2 separate regions of the Homo sapiens genome follow, and region 2 is linked to region 1. A link is an interaction called in ENCODE POLR2A ChIA-PET data of the cell type or tissue named here. Cell type or tissue: IMR-90. All regions are shown on one strand. Each heading gives the region's core, and the rest is flanking DNA. Links, peaks and the distances in the headings are about the cores only.

The links. Peaks named below come from ENCODE experiments on the same cell type or tissue, not always from the same donor. Only the 100,000 strongest peaks of a DNase experiment are listed, where the experiment ranks them.
Region 2: POLR2A ChIA-PET joins it to region 1 with 9 read pairs; 2 of 35 experiments call an interaction of 5 or more read pairs at or near these places.

What each region holds. Positions count from the first base shown.
Region 1 is chr1:224,058,038-224,064,182 of GRCh38, reverse strand. It overlaps LOC105373061 (a long non-coding RNA gene), which reads right to left and starts at 5,317. Exons shown (of 3, transcript XR_001737824.1): 1 at 5,233-5,317. In IMR-90, for the core only: no CTCF peak of the experiment used is centred there; no DNase peak of the experiment used is centred there.
Region 2 is chr1:224,202,148-224,208,292 of GRCh38, reverse strand. No RefSeq gene overlaps it. Among named protein-coding and RNA genes, the nearest start is that of DEGS1, 22 kb to the right of the region's middle. RefSeq lists a silencer at 3,283-3,332. In IMR-90, for the core only: no CTCF peak of the experiment used is centred there; DNase peaks (open chromatin) are centred at 2,692, 3,302 and 4,882; H3K4me3 peaks cover 733 bases; H3K27ac peaks cover 1,629 bases.

The DNA of each region.
Region 1 (6,145 bases), core at 1,302-5,301:
TGGTTTCTTTATTCTATTCTGTCCTTGGGTTGGGCATTTCTGCTCATGTAAGCTCCCTGACTCCTACGTCTAATAAGAGTTTTTCTATTTTCTTTCTCATATCTCTGGATTTAGAAGAGATATCCTCTTTGATTCTTTAGTTGCAGCTCTTGCTCCATCTTACACATTTACCACTGTCTTCCTCATATTTGACTGGCCTCATGTGCAGTGTTACTATACAGTAAGTGCTTTGTAAATATTTGTTGAGATTTGAATGAAAATGAAGTCAGAAAGCTGGAATAGCCTGAGTTTATTACCTGTGAGCTGTGGACAGCTGTAATCTGAGAGACGGCAGGAGACACCTGAGAGGAGCAGCATGAATGCATGATAGGAGTCACAGCCTTGCCCCTCTGATTTCTTATGGTTTTTGGATTTTGTTCCCCCTTGGTAACTAGATGTTACACTTATAAATGTCACATGTATTTCTCAAATCAGAAAGTAGGAACTTAGTAGTTTTAGAAAATCACATGACCCAATTAAAAACCTTCCAAAGCTCAATCACTGACAATATTCAATTAAAATGCTTTATTGGGCTGGGCGTGGTGGCTCACGCCTGTAATCCCAGCACTTTTGGAGGCTGAGACAGGCGGATCACGAGGTCAGGAGATCAAGACCATCCTGGCTAACACGGTGAAACCCCGTCTCTACTAAAAATACAACAACAACAACAACAAATTAGCCGGGCGTGGAGGTGGGCGCCTGTAGTCCCATCTACTCAGGAGGCTGAGGCAGGAGAATGGCGTGAACCCGGGAGGCAGAGCTTGCAGTGAGTTGAGATCACGCCACTGCACTCCAGACTGGGCGACAGAGTGAGACTCTTGTCTCAAAAAAAAAAAAAAGCTTTATTGGTAATCATTTCTCTTAAACTGCAGAATAAAATGGCTTTATGAAAATGTCAGGCATAGAGACGATAATAATGCAACCTTATACTGTATTTATCTGATAATTACCCTATAGGTGATTTAAATGTTTAATAAGTGCCATTTTTGTGTTCTGTGGACTTGCAAGTGTCTCTCTAGGTGAATAATTTGGAGTGGTAAAAGGATCATTTCTCGAAGATGGAAGCAAAACCTCAAGAACACTGAGTAAAAGAAAACCTTTGCAATTCCCAGCAAATCAGAATTGCTCAGAGATCCCATTGCAGCAGTCTGTTTTCTTTGCTTCTTGGAAGAACCGTTGGAGGAGCAGCATTTAACACTGACATGCACACCCTCTTCTAAGTGGGGCGAGGTAGTGGTAGAAATAATGGAATTGAAGGCTATTTCGCCTTTAGAATTGGATTCCAAGTGGGCCGCACAGTGTTCTGTGCAAATGTGCTTTTTAATGTTCATAGGGAGAAAGACACAGACTCGTTAAAAGGAAAATGTAAAAATTTCTGGAAGGGACAAAGGATTAGTAGCCACCTGTGGCCTGATGTAAATTCCTTCCCTGGTACTCTTTTTTAAATTTTTAAATTATTTTATTTTATTTTTTGAGATGGAGTCTCACTCTGTCACCCAGGCTGGAGTGAGCACAATCTTGGCTCACCTTCGCCTCCTGGGTTCAAGTGATTCTCCTGCCTCAGCCTCCTGAGTAGCTGGGATTACAGGCACGTACTACCATACCTGGCTAATTTTTGTATTTTTAGTAGAGACAGGTTTCCCCATGTTGCCCAGGCTGGTCTTGAACTCTTGTGCTCAAGCATTTCACACACCTCAGCCTCCCAAAGTGCTGGGATTACAGGAATGAGCCACCGCATCTGGCCTTTTTAAAAAAAATTAATCTGGAAATCAGCTCCACCTTCCCTGCTACTCTTTAGCCAATTCCTTCCTTCTCTACCAACACTTAGAATCTTTTTCTATATTGGCAACACCCTTTTTCTCCTGTCTATAAACATGTTCATGTTTTCTTCCATCTAAAAAAGCTTTCTCACTTCAGTGAAATTTTTAGGGAAAAATGTAAAAAAATGTAAAAAGAAAAGAAAAAGAAAAAAGAATCTCTCTTCATATTGCATTTCTCTATTTCTTCCTTTATGTCATTGCTTGAAAGAGTAACAGTCTACACAGCGTTTGACATGTAGTGGGGTACTTTATAGTTATAGAATAGCAAAGGCATGCAAGTTGTAAAAACTGTCTTTATAAAGGTTTTGTAAAAAAAAAAAAAATCTTTCCTTGAAAAGTAGACATTGATAAGGAAGAAGAGGAGTTCTGAGCTTTGGTGGTTTTAAAACATGGCCCCCAAATTCTGTGATACTCTTCTCATTGAGAAGTGGAGTCTATGTCACCTCTCCTTGAATCTGGGTTCTGTGCTTATTTGGCTAATGAAATATAGTGGAAGTGAGCAGTGCCAGTCTCCAGGACCAGGTCTTCAGAACCTGGCAGCTTCCACTTCCTGTTTCTTGGACCCAGGCACCATGTGATGAAGAAGCCCAGGCCACACAGAGAGACCATCCTTAGATGTTCCAGCTGAGGGTCAAATACAATGGTTATTGTACAACACATATGTTTTGAGGTGGTTTGGTATGCAGTCCTAGATAACTGGTGAGCTGGTCTGTTCCTTTTCTAATCTTGCTTTCCATTAATCCTGACTGGCAGATGTAACTCCTTTAACTGGCCTGCAGGCTCCCATACACTCACATCTGTAGCCCTATCTTGCCGCTAGGCAATAGTTACAAACCCAAACGGCTTCAGGGGTGTGCAGGGCAGAGAACAAAAGAACCTTGACCAGCATAGCCTAATAGAATGTTCTCATGGAAAGTTCTTAATCTACGAATCCAATACACTGTCTGGCACACAAAGTGTGGCTAGTGTGAATGAGGGACTGAACTTTTAATTTAATTTAATTTTAGTTTTTTTTTTTTTTTTTTTTTTGAGACAGAGTCTCACTCTGTCACCCTGGCTGGAGTGCGGTGGTGCAGGCTCGGCTTATTGCAACCACCACCTCCCAGGTTCGAGAGATTCTCCTGCCTCAGCCTCCTGAGTAGCTGGGTGGGACTACAGGCATATGCCACCACGCCCGGCTAATTTTTGTATTTTTAGTAGAGACAGGGTTTCACCATCTTGGCCAGGCTGGTCTTGAGCTCCAGACCTTAGGTGATCTACCCACCTCGGCCTCCCAAAATGCTGGGATTACAGGTGTGAGCCACCATGCCCGGCCAATTTTAGTTAATTTTAACATGAAATGTAAAAGCCACATAGAGCTAGTGGCTAACTATGTAGAACAGTACAGCTCTAGACAATACCTGCTTATATGAAAGAAAACACTGGTCTAATTACATTGTTTTAGCATTTCTTAAGTCAAAGTTTTAGTGCATTCTGATTCTTAAAAATTGCATCAGTAGTACCAAAACAGCAGATTCCTGCCCCATCTTTTAGTCTCACTCGGCAGAGGCAACCACTTTCACTTCTCTTGGGCATTTCTTTTGATATTTACCTCTATATGTAAAGAATATGCTTAAACTGTTATTTTAAAATTTATCCTTTTTGGCCACTATCAATTTATTTCCTGTTACAATAGATGAAGATTTAGCAAGTATTAGAGAATAGATAGTACCCAATCTTTTTAGCATCATAAAATATGCCAGCTGGCCGTGGTGGGTCATGCCTGTAATCCCAGCACTTTGGGAGGCCGAGGTGGGTGGATCACCTGAGGTCAGGATGTCAAGACCAGCCTGGCTAACATGGTGAAACCTCATCTCTACTAAATATACAACAATTAGTCAGGCGTGATGGTGCATGCCTGTAGTCCCAGCTACTTGTGAAGCTGAGGCAGGAGAATTGCTTGAACCCGGGTGTTGGAGGTTGCAGTAAGCTGAGATCATGCCTCTGCACCCCAGCTTGGGTGACAGAGTGAGAATCTGTTTGAAAAAAAAAAAGCCAGTGTATCAGTTTCTTATCACTGCTATAACAAGTAATCACGAGCAAGCCTAATGGCTTAAAACAACACACACTTATCTTACAGTTCTGGAGATCACTAGCGGGACACACACCCAGTTGGGCTAAAATCCAAGTGTTACAGGGCTGTGTCCCTTTCTGGAAGCTTTAAGGGAGAATCTGTTTCCTTGCCTTTTTTAGCTTCTAGAGGCTGCCAGAGTTCCTTGGCTCATGTCCCCTTCCTTCCTCTGTAAAGCCCACAGTGTTGCACGTGTCCAACCATTCTTCTGTAGTCACATCTCCCTCTGACTACGAACTCGGCCAAGAAAGGTTCTCTGATGAAAAGAACAGTGTGATTGGATTGGGCCCATCCAGATAATACAGGATAATCTCCCCACCTCAAGGCCCTTAATTTATTTATTTTTTTTTTTTATTTTTTTTTTTTTTTATATTTAGTTAATTTAATTGAAATGTTTTTAAATATATTGTTTCATTGCATTGATCACTAACTTTGAAGGGATTTATTTTTATTAACTTGCAGCATAGAAAGGAGTAAAAATAAACAATACTCATATTTTCCCCAGTTAATGAAAATAAACAAGTATTAGTAAAAAGCTTCTGATCTCTAAGAGTACATAATAGAATTCTTTTTGAGAATAACTGCTGTTTTGACAAATACCATATCCTTCAAGACAAATCGAACAACCAAAAGACAATCTGCCTTTATTTCTCAAAATGACTTTGACCTCAAATTCTGAAACTGACAGGGTGACTTTGCTCAGTGAATAAATATGATACAGAACCTTTTAGAGGGAATCGAATATGCCGAATACCCAAGTGATCTCTCTGTCTCTCTTTTTTTTTTTTTTTTTTTTTTAAGGCCCTTAATTTAATCACATCTGCAAAGTCGCTTTCGCTCCATCAGGTAACGTCTTCACAGATCCCGGGGATTAGAATGTGGATGTCTTTGGAGGGTTATTATTCCACCTTCTGGATGTACCTTTCCTCTTCTCTATTTTCAGTGACATTGCCTAACCTTTAGAAACACTGTGGTGGGGTGGTATATAAGATCTTCAAGCTGTTCCCCTCAGACTTGCGCATTTACTTTTATTGGATTTGTATTTCGCTGTGCAGGGCGTAACAAAATATGCCTGCAGGTCCTGTATGGAGGCTGGTCTCCAGTCCGTGACAATTGCATCAGAAGTGCTGTAAAGAATCCTGCCTCAGTGAATCCAGACTGATGGTCCAATGAGTCTTGTTTCTCGGAGCTCCTTGAGGGCAGGGACTATTCTCCATTATAGTCCAGCGCCTGCCACGTACTAAGTGCTCAGAAAATACTTACCCCATGACTGAAGGATCTCTTCCTGACACTGGAGAACCAAGATTAAAGCCACCTCCCTGGGCTGAGGGTCCTTAACATGTGTGGCCTGGAGCTTTGATCTGTAGGACCAATCCTGACCTCATAGAGAGGCATTTGACCATGTAAATCAACATTCTAGGACTGCCTCCAATTCACTCTTGCTTCTAGACTGGAGGAGCCTGTGAGCTGGTTCTGATGCCTGGTTCGATGTGATCGCTAATGTGCTTAGGTCTGTCTAGTACCCTCTCTATTCAAATCTCAAAGTTTACTTTCTTCCCACCAGTACCGTCTACTCCAAAAAGCCAGTCTATCCAAGAGCCATGGCCTGGAGATTGGTGGCCTGCATACAGCTAACTGTTACACAATGCTAACTCCCTGATTTCTGAGTATTATAGGTAGGGCTTCACCTGTCTCGCAGGACACCCCGAGACATCATGTTAGTCACTGGGTACTCACTGTGACTTTGTATATCATCTGAGTCATTGTTCTGCCTTCCTGTGAGGCAGGAAAATAGGGTCTGGAGGCAGGGAACATAAGGCTGATTCACACTTCGGCTATAACAGAAAACATCCTCTCCATAGAGCGTATGCTGTAAATGACTGTAACTTTACTTCATCCTCTCCATTTACATAGGGTGTACCCAAAGTTACCAATGGAATTTTGTAGGGAGTATTTAAACTCCCAAAAATTCTGTAACAGGGCCTTTTGAACCCTATGCTCAGGCCCACTCCCACACTGTGGAGTGTACATTCATTTTCAATAAATCCCTTCATTCCTTCCTTGCTTTGTGCGTTTTGTCCAATTCTTTGCTCAGGACGTTAAGAACCTGGACACACTCCACCTTTAACCCCTGGAGAATGTTCTCTTCAGTGCAGGTGCTGTCCTGCTACCTACT
Region 2 (6,145 bases), core at 1,474-5,473, 140 kb before region 1:
GCCTCCTCACCTCTCCGAGGAACTTTAAAAAAATCTTGTATTGGCTGCATGGCAGAGATGGGGGGATTGCTTGAGCCTATGAGTTCACAACCAGGCCTAGGAACATAGTGAGACCTCCCTCTTCCCTCGGCCCAACCCGCCAACACCCCCATCTCTACAGAAAATTTTAAAATTAGCCAGGCTTCGTGGTGGGAACCGTAAAAATCTAAGAAGGGTCTCAGTTAATTTAGAAAGTTTATTTTTGGCTGGGAGCAGCAGCCCACACCTGTAATCCCAACACTTTGGGAGACCGAGGCAGGCGGATCACTTGAGACCAGTTCATGACAGCCTCAGGAGGTCCTGATGACATGTGCCCAGGTAGTGGGGGCACAGCTTGGTTTTATTTTTATTTTTTACTTTTTAAATTATTATTATTTTTTTGAGACGGAGCCTTGCTCTGTCATCCAGGCTGGAGTGTAGTAGCATGATCATGGCTCACTGTAACCTCCGCCTCCTGGATTCAAGCGATCCTCCTGCCTCAGCCTCCCAGGTAGCTGGGATTACAGGCACATGACACCACACCCGTCTCATTTTTGTATTTTTTAGTAGAGATGGGTTTTCACCATGTTGGTCAGGCTGGTCTTGAACTCCTGACCTCAGGTGATCTGCCTGCCTTGGCCTCCCAAAGTGCTGGGATTACAGGCGTAAGCCACCACGCCCGGCCACACAGCTTGGTTTTTTCTTTTTTTTTTTTTTTGAGACGGAGTTTCGCTCTTTCACCCAGGCTGGAATGAAGTGGTGTGATCTCAGCTCACTGCAGCCTCTGCCCCCCAGGCTCAAGCGATTCTCCTCCCTCAGCCTCCCGAGTAGCTGTGATAACAGGTGCCCGCCACCACGCCCGGCTAATTTTTGTATTTTTAGTACAGACGGGGTTTCACCACATTGGCCAGGCTGGTCTCAAACTCCTGACCTCAGGTGATCCATCTGCCTCGGTCTCTCAAAGTGCTAGGATTACAGGCGTGAGCCACCGCGCCAGCCAACAGCTTGGTTTTATACATTTTAGGGAGACATGAGAAGTCAATCAATGTAATATGTACATTGGTTCTGTCCGGAAAGGTGGGACAACTCAAGCAGGGAGAGGGTTTCCAGGTGACAGGTAGGTGAGAGACAAAGGGTTGCATTCTTTTGACTTTCTGATTAGCCTTTCCAAAGGAGGCAATCAGATATGCATCTATCTCAGTAAGCAGAGGAATGACTTCCTAATTTTTTTTTTTTTTTGAGACGGACTCTTGCTCTATCACCCAGGCTGGAGTGCAGTGGCATGATCTCCGCTCACTGCAAGCTCCACCTCCTGGGTTCACGCCATTCTCCTGTCTCAGCTTCCCGAGTAGCTGGGACTACAGGCACCTGCCACCATGCCCGGCTAATTTTTTGTATTTTTAGTAGAGATGGGGTTTCACCATGTTAGCCAGGATGGTCTCAATCTCCTTACCTCGTGATCTGCCTGCCTCGGCCTCCCAAAGTGCTGGGATTACAGGCATGAGCCACCTGCCCAGCTGAGCAGAGAAATGACTTTCAACAGAATGGGAGGTAGGTTTGTCCTAGCAGTTCCCATCTTGACTTTTCCCTTTAGCTTAGTGCTTTTAGGGCTCCAAGGTTTATTTTTCTTTCACAGTGGCATATGCCTGTAGTATCAGCTGAGGTAGGAGGATCATTGGAGCCTGGGAGGTCAAGGCTGCACTTAGTGATTACGCTATTGCACACCAGCCTGGGTGACAGAGTGAGACTCTCTCAAAAAACAAAAAATGGCCAGGCATGGTGGCTCTCACCTGTAATCCCAGTCCTTTGGGAGGCCAAGACAGGCGGATCACCTGGGGTTGGGAGTTTGAGACCAGCCTGGCCAACATGGTAAAACCCCATCTCTACTAAAAAAATACCAGAATTAGCCAGGCATGGTGGCAGGTGCCTGTAATCCCAGCTACTCAGGAGGCTGAGGCAGGAGAATCGCTGGAACCTGGGAGGCGGAGGTTGCAGTGAGCCGAGATCGTACCATTGCACTCCAGCCTGGGTGACGGAGCGAGACTCTGTCTCAAAAAACACAAAACACAAAACAAAAAATCTTGTATTGTAAAATCCAGATACAGAAAAATACACAGAGCAAACGTGCAGCTTAATGAATTACTCCAAGGCAAACACCTCTGTAACCATTGGTGGGACATTGCGAGAGCTCTCAGGAGTCCTGGGGAATGAGCTCCAGTTGCCTACAGTGGTTACCTGCTCCTTAAGTGACACACGCTTTACTGGCCTGCTTTTTTGGATTTCCTTTTCTCACTCATTTCAGGATCACCTTCCAAATAAGCCATATACCCAAATTCTCATCTCAGGGTCAGTTTTTGGTGAAACTAGAAATCAGGCCGTTTCTAAGGAAGTCTTCTTTAAAGAGGTGGCATTTGAGCTGAGAGCTGATTATTGAGAGGGAGGTGGCTCTGTGAGCTCTGGTCTAGTGTCTACGCAGAGGACACCAAGCAGGCCCTGGGACACAGCAATCCTGAGTGTGTTTGGAGCAGAAAGCAGCCCATGGTGGCTGGACCACAGGGAGAGATGGCCTGGGAGAGTCAGGCAGGAGCCTAATCATATGGTTTACAGCCCTGCGTGTGTGTGTTGGGGTTGGGGGGGGGGGGCTGGGTGTGTGTATGTGAGCAACGTGTGAGTCATGTGGGATGGGAGGCCCCCTTGCACTTTCCTTCTCAGCCCCTTGCCACCTGACATCCACACTCACACATCCTCACAGGCAGTTCCGTTTTGAAAACCTGATTTCATGTGGCCAGTCCAGTCTTAGGACAAATATATATTCATAGAAGGCAATTTAAAAAGCCAAGTCGGCCGGGCGCGGTGGCTCACGCCTGTAATCCCAGCACTTTGGGAGGCCGAGGCGGGCGGATCACGAGGTCAGGAGATCGAGACCATCCCGGCTAACACGGTGAAACCCCGTCTCTACTAAAAATACAAAAAATTAGCCGGGCGTGGTGGCGGGCGCCTGTAGTCCCAGCTACTCGGGAGGCTGAGGCAGGAGAATGGCGTGAACCCGGGAGGCGGAGCTTGCAGTGAGCCGAGATCCCGCCACTGCACTCCAGCCTGGGTGACGGAGCGAGACTCCGTCTCAAAAAAAAAAAAAAAAAAAAAAAAGCCAAGTCATCTCAACCCGAGCTACACTAGATGCACGGCTGTGTCAGTTACCAGAGTCCAGCTCGGTGTTGGCTAATAGTGGAAGCACAACTTCCATTGCCAAAGCTCAGAGACAGAAACTCCGGAGATGGAGCAGGCAGATAAGTGTGTGGCTGGCGCAGAGCCAGGCCCTCGGAGATGACGAGCATGTCTCTCACCAGCCCCTTCTGCAGTGAGTGGCTGTCCCACGGGTCTCTCCAGCTGCCAGGGGAGAATGAATTAGGGTGTTGAGAATTACCCAAACCCAAGGCTGGGGAGGGTGTGACTCCATCTAGGCCAGTCCTTGTCTTTGCTAATCCAGCATGACCCAGGCCTGCTGTGGAATATTTTGGAATATATTGGAATATTTGGAATATATTGACAGTGCAAGTTAAGAGTTTTGTTGATTAAAAAAAAAATACTCAAGTCAAATTTATAGAAACAGAAAGTAAAGTGCTAGTTGCCAGGGGCTGGGGGAGGGAAAATAGGGAGCTGTTTAATGAGCATGGAATTTCGGTTTTTCTTTTTTCCTTCTTCTTCTTTTTATTTTTTTTTTCTTTTTCTTTCATTTTTTTATTTTTATTTTTTGAATCTCAGATTTTCAAGATGAAAAGTTCTGGAGATAGGTTGCATAACAATGTGAATGTATGTAATACTCCTGAACTGGACACGTGAAAATGGTAACAATGGGCTGGGTGCGTTGGCTAATGCCTGTAATCCCAGCACTTTGGGAGGCCGAGGCGGGTGGATCACCTGAGGTCAGGAGTTTGAGACCAGCCTGACCATATATGGTGAAACCCCATCTCTACTAAAAATACAAAAAAAAATTAGCCAGGTGCAGTGGTGGGCGCCTGTAATCCCATCTACTTGGGAGGCTGAGGCAGGAGAATTGCTTGAACCCGGGAGGCAGAGGTTGCAGTGAGCTGAGATTGCACCATTGCACTCCAGCCTGGGCAACAGAGTGAGACTCTGTCTCAAAAAGAGAAAAAAAAAATGGTAACAATGGTGTATTTTATGTTCTTTGTATTCTATGATAATTTTTTTTTTTATTTCTTAAAAAATAAACTCAGACAATAGTTTGGGCAGCAAGCACCGACTGCCATGGTTTGGAACAAGTGTGACCTGTGCTCTGACTGCTGGCACTGTCCCAAATGACTGACTCCTGTAGCTTGGTGTTCCCAGTGGCATCAGTAACCAGCATTACCACAACCCCTGCAGTGAGTGACAGTGCTTTTCCCATCTGATTTCCAAGGCATCTCAAGGTCCCGGGAGGGAGGTAAGAAAAGATAGACAAGATAGATAAAGGAAACCAGCCCAGGGAAGGTAATTTGCTTCAGTCACACTGGCAACACAACCTGTCTTTCTTTCCTGTCCCTGGCTCTGAGATGCCTAAGGGGCTGCACTCCCAAGTCGGGGTTCTTCCTGGGCCCCCGGCCACCGGGTTTGACACCGGTGGCTTATTAAACAGCTGCTCATCATCCCCTGGTCATGAGGAGGGGGAGTCAGTGACTTGAGGCACTCACAACATCCAGATTCCTTTTGGCAAACAGGACCCCAGGCCGAGGAGTTCTGCTTGCTTGTCCTGGGATGGCCATCTGATGATCTCAGCTGGGCTTTGCAGAGTGCTGTGGTTTGGAGAACTGTTTCTGAGCCAGCTCTGAAAACTATTTGGTTAAATGTGAGCTCCAGGCCACAGACTCCTGTTCCTGCTTTCAATTCTGCATTCTCCTGACCATTGGAGTGTGGAAGTAGCTTGGGGTGTTCATGGGCTGCCCCTCCCCCAACCCACACACTCACCCTCACTGAGAGCCACTGCTTGGCCTGCTGCCTGTGTTCCTGGGAGTGGGACGGTTCATATTATCATTAGAAAACCCCATCAGTTATACTAAGTAGAAAGCGGGCTCTGAATTTGAGGAAAATTATCATTGTAAAATCCTTTTTAAGAAATACAAACTTTGGGCCGGGCATAGTGGTTCACGCCTGTAATCCCAGCACTTTGGGAGGTTGAGGTGGGCAGATCACCTGAGATCAGGAGTTCGAGGCCAACGTCATGAAACCCCATCTCTACTAAAAATACAAAAACTAGACAGGCGTGGTGGCATGCACCTGTAGTCCCAGCTACTCGGGAGGCTAAGGTGGGAGAATCGCTTGAACCCGGGAGATGGAGGCTGCAATGAGCAGAGATCGCGCCACTGTACTCCAGCCTGGGCTATTGAGTGAGACTCCATCTCAAAAAAAAAAAAAAAAACACAAATATTGGCCAGGTGTAGTGGCTCACTCCTGTAATCCCAGCACTTGGGAGGCTGAGATGGGAGGATTGCTTGAGGCCAGGAATTTAAGAGTTCAAGGCCTTTCTCTTAGCCAGGCTCAGTGGCTCACACCTGTAATCCCAGCACTTTGGGAGGCCGAGGCAGGTAGATCACTTGAGGTCAGGAGTTCGAGACCAGCCTGGTCGACATGGTGAAACCTGTCTCTACTAAAAATACAAAAATTAGCCAGCCAGGTGTGGTGGCGGGTGCCTGTAATCCCAGCTACTCGGGAGGCTGAGGGAGGAGAATTGCTTGAACCTGGGAGGCAGAGGTTGCAGTGAGCCGAGATCGTGCCATTGCACTTCAGCCTGGGCAACAAGAGCTAAAGGAAACTCTGTCTCAACAACAACAACAACAAAGAGTTCACGAGCAGTCTGGGCAACATAGTGAGCCCGGACCCAGTCTCTTTTTTTTTTTTTTTTTTTTTGAGACACAGTCTCCCTGTGTCACCCAGGCTGGAGTGCAGGGGCGCAATCTCGGCTCCCTGCAACCTCCTCCTACCAGGTTCAAGCAATTATCCTGCCTCAGCCTCCCAAGTAGCTGGGATTACAGGTGCACGCTATCATACCCAGTTAATTTTTTGTATTTTTACTAGAGATGGGGTTTCACTGTGTTGGCCAGGCTGGTCTTGAACTCCTGGCCTCAAGTGATCA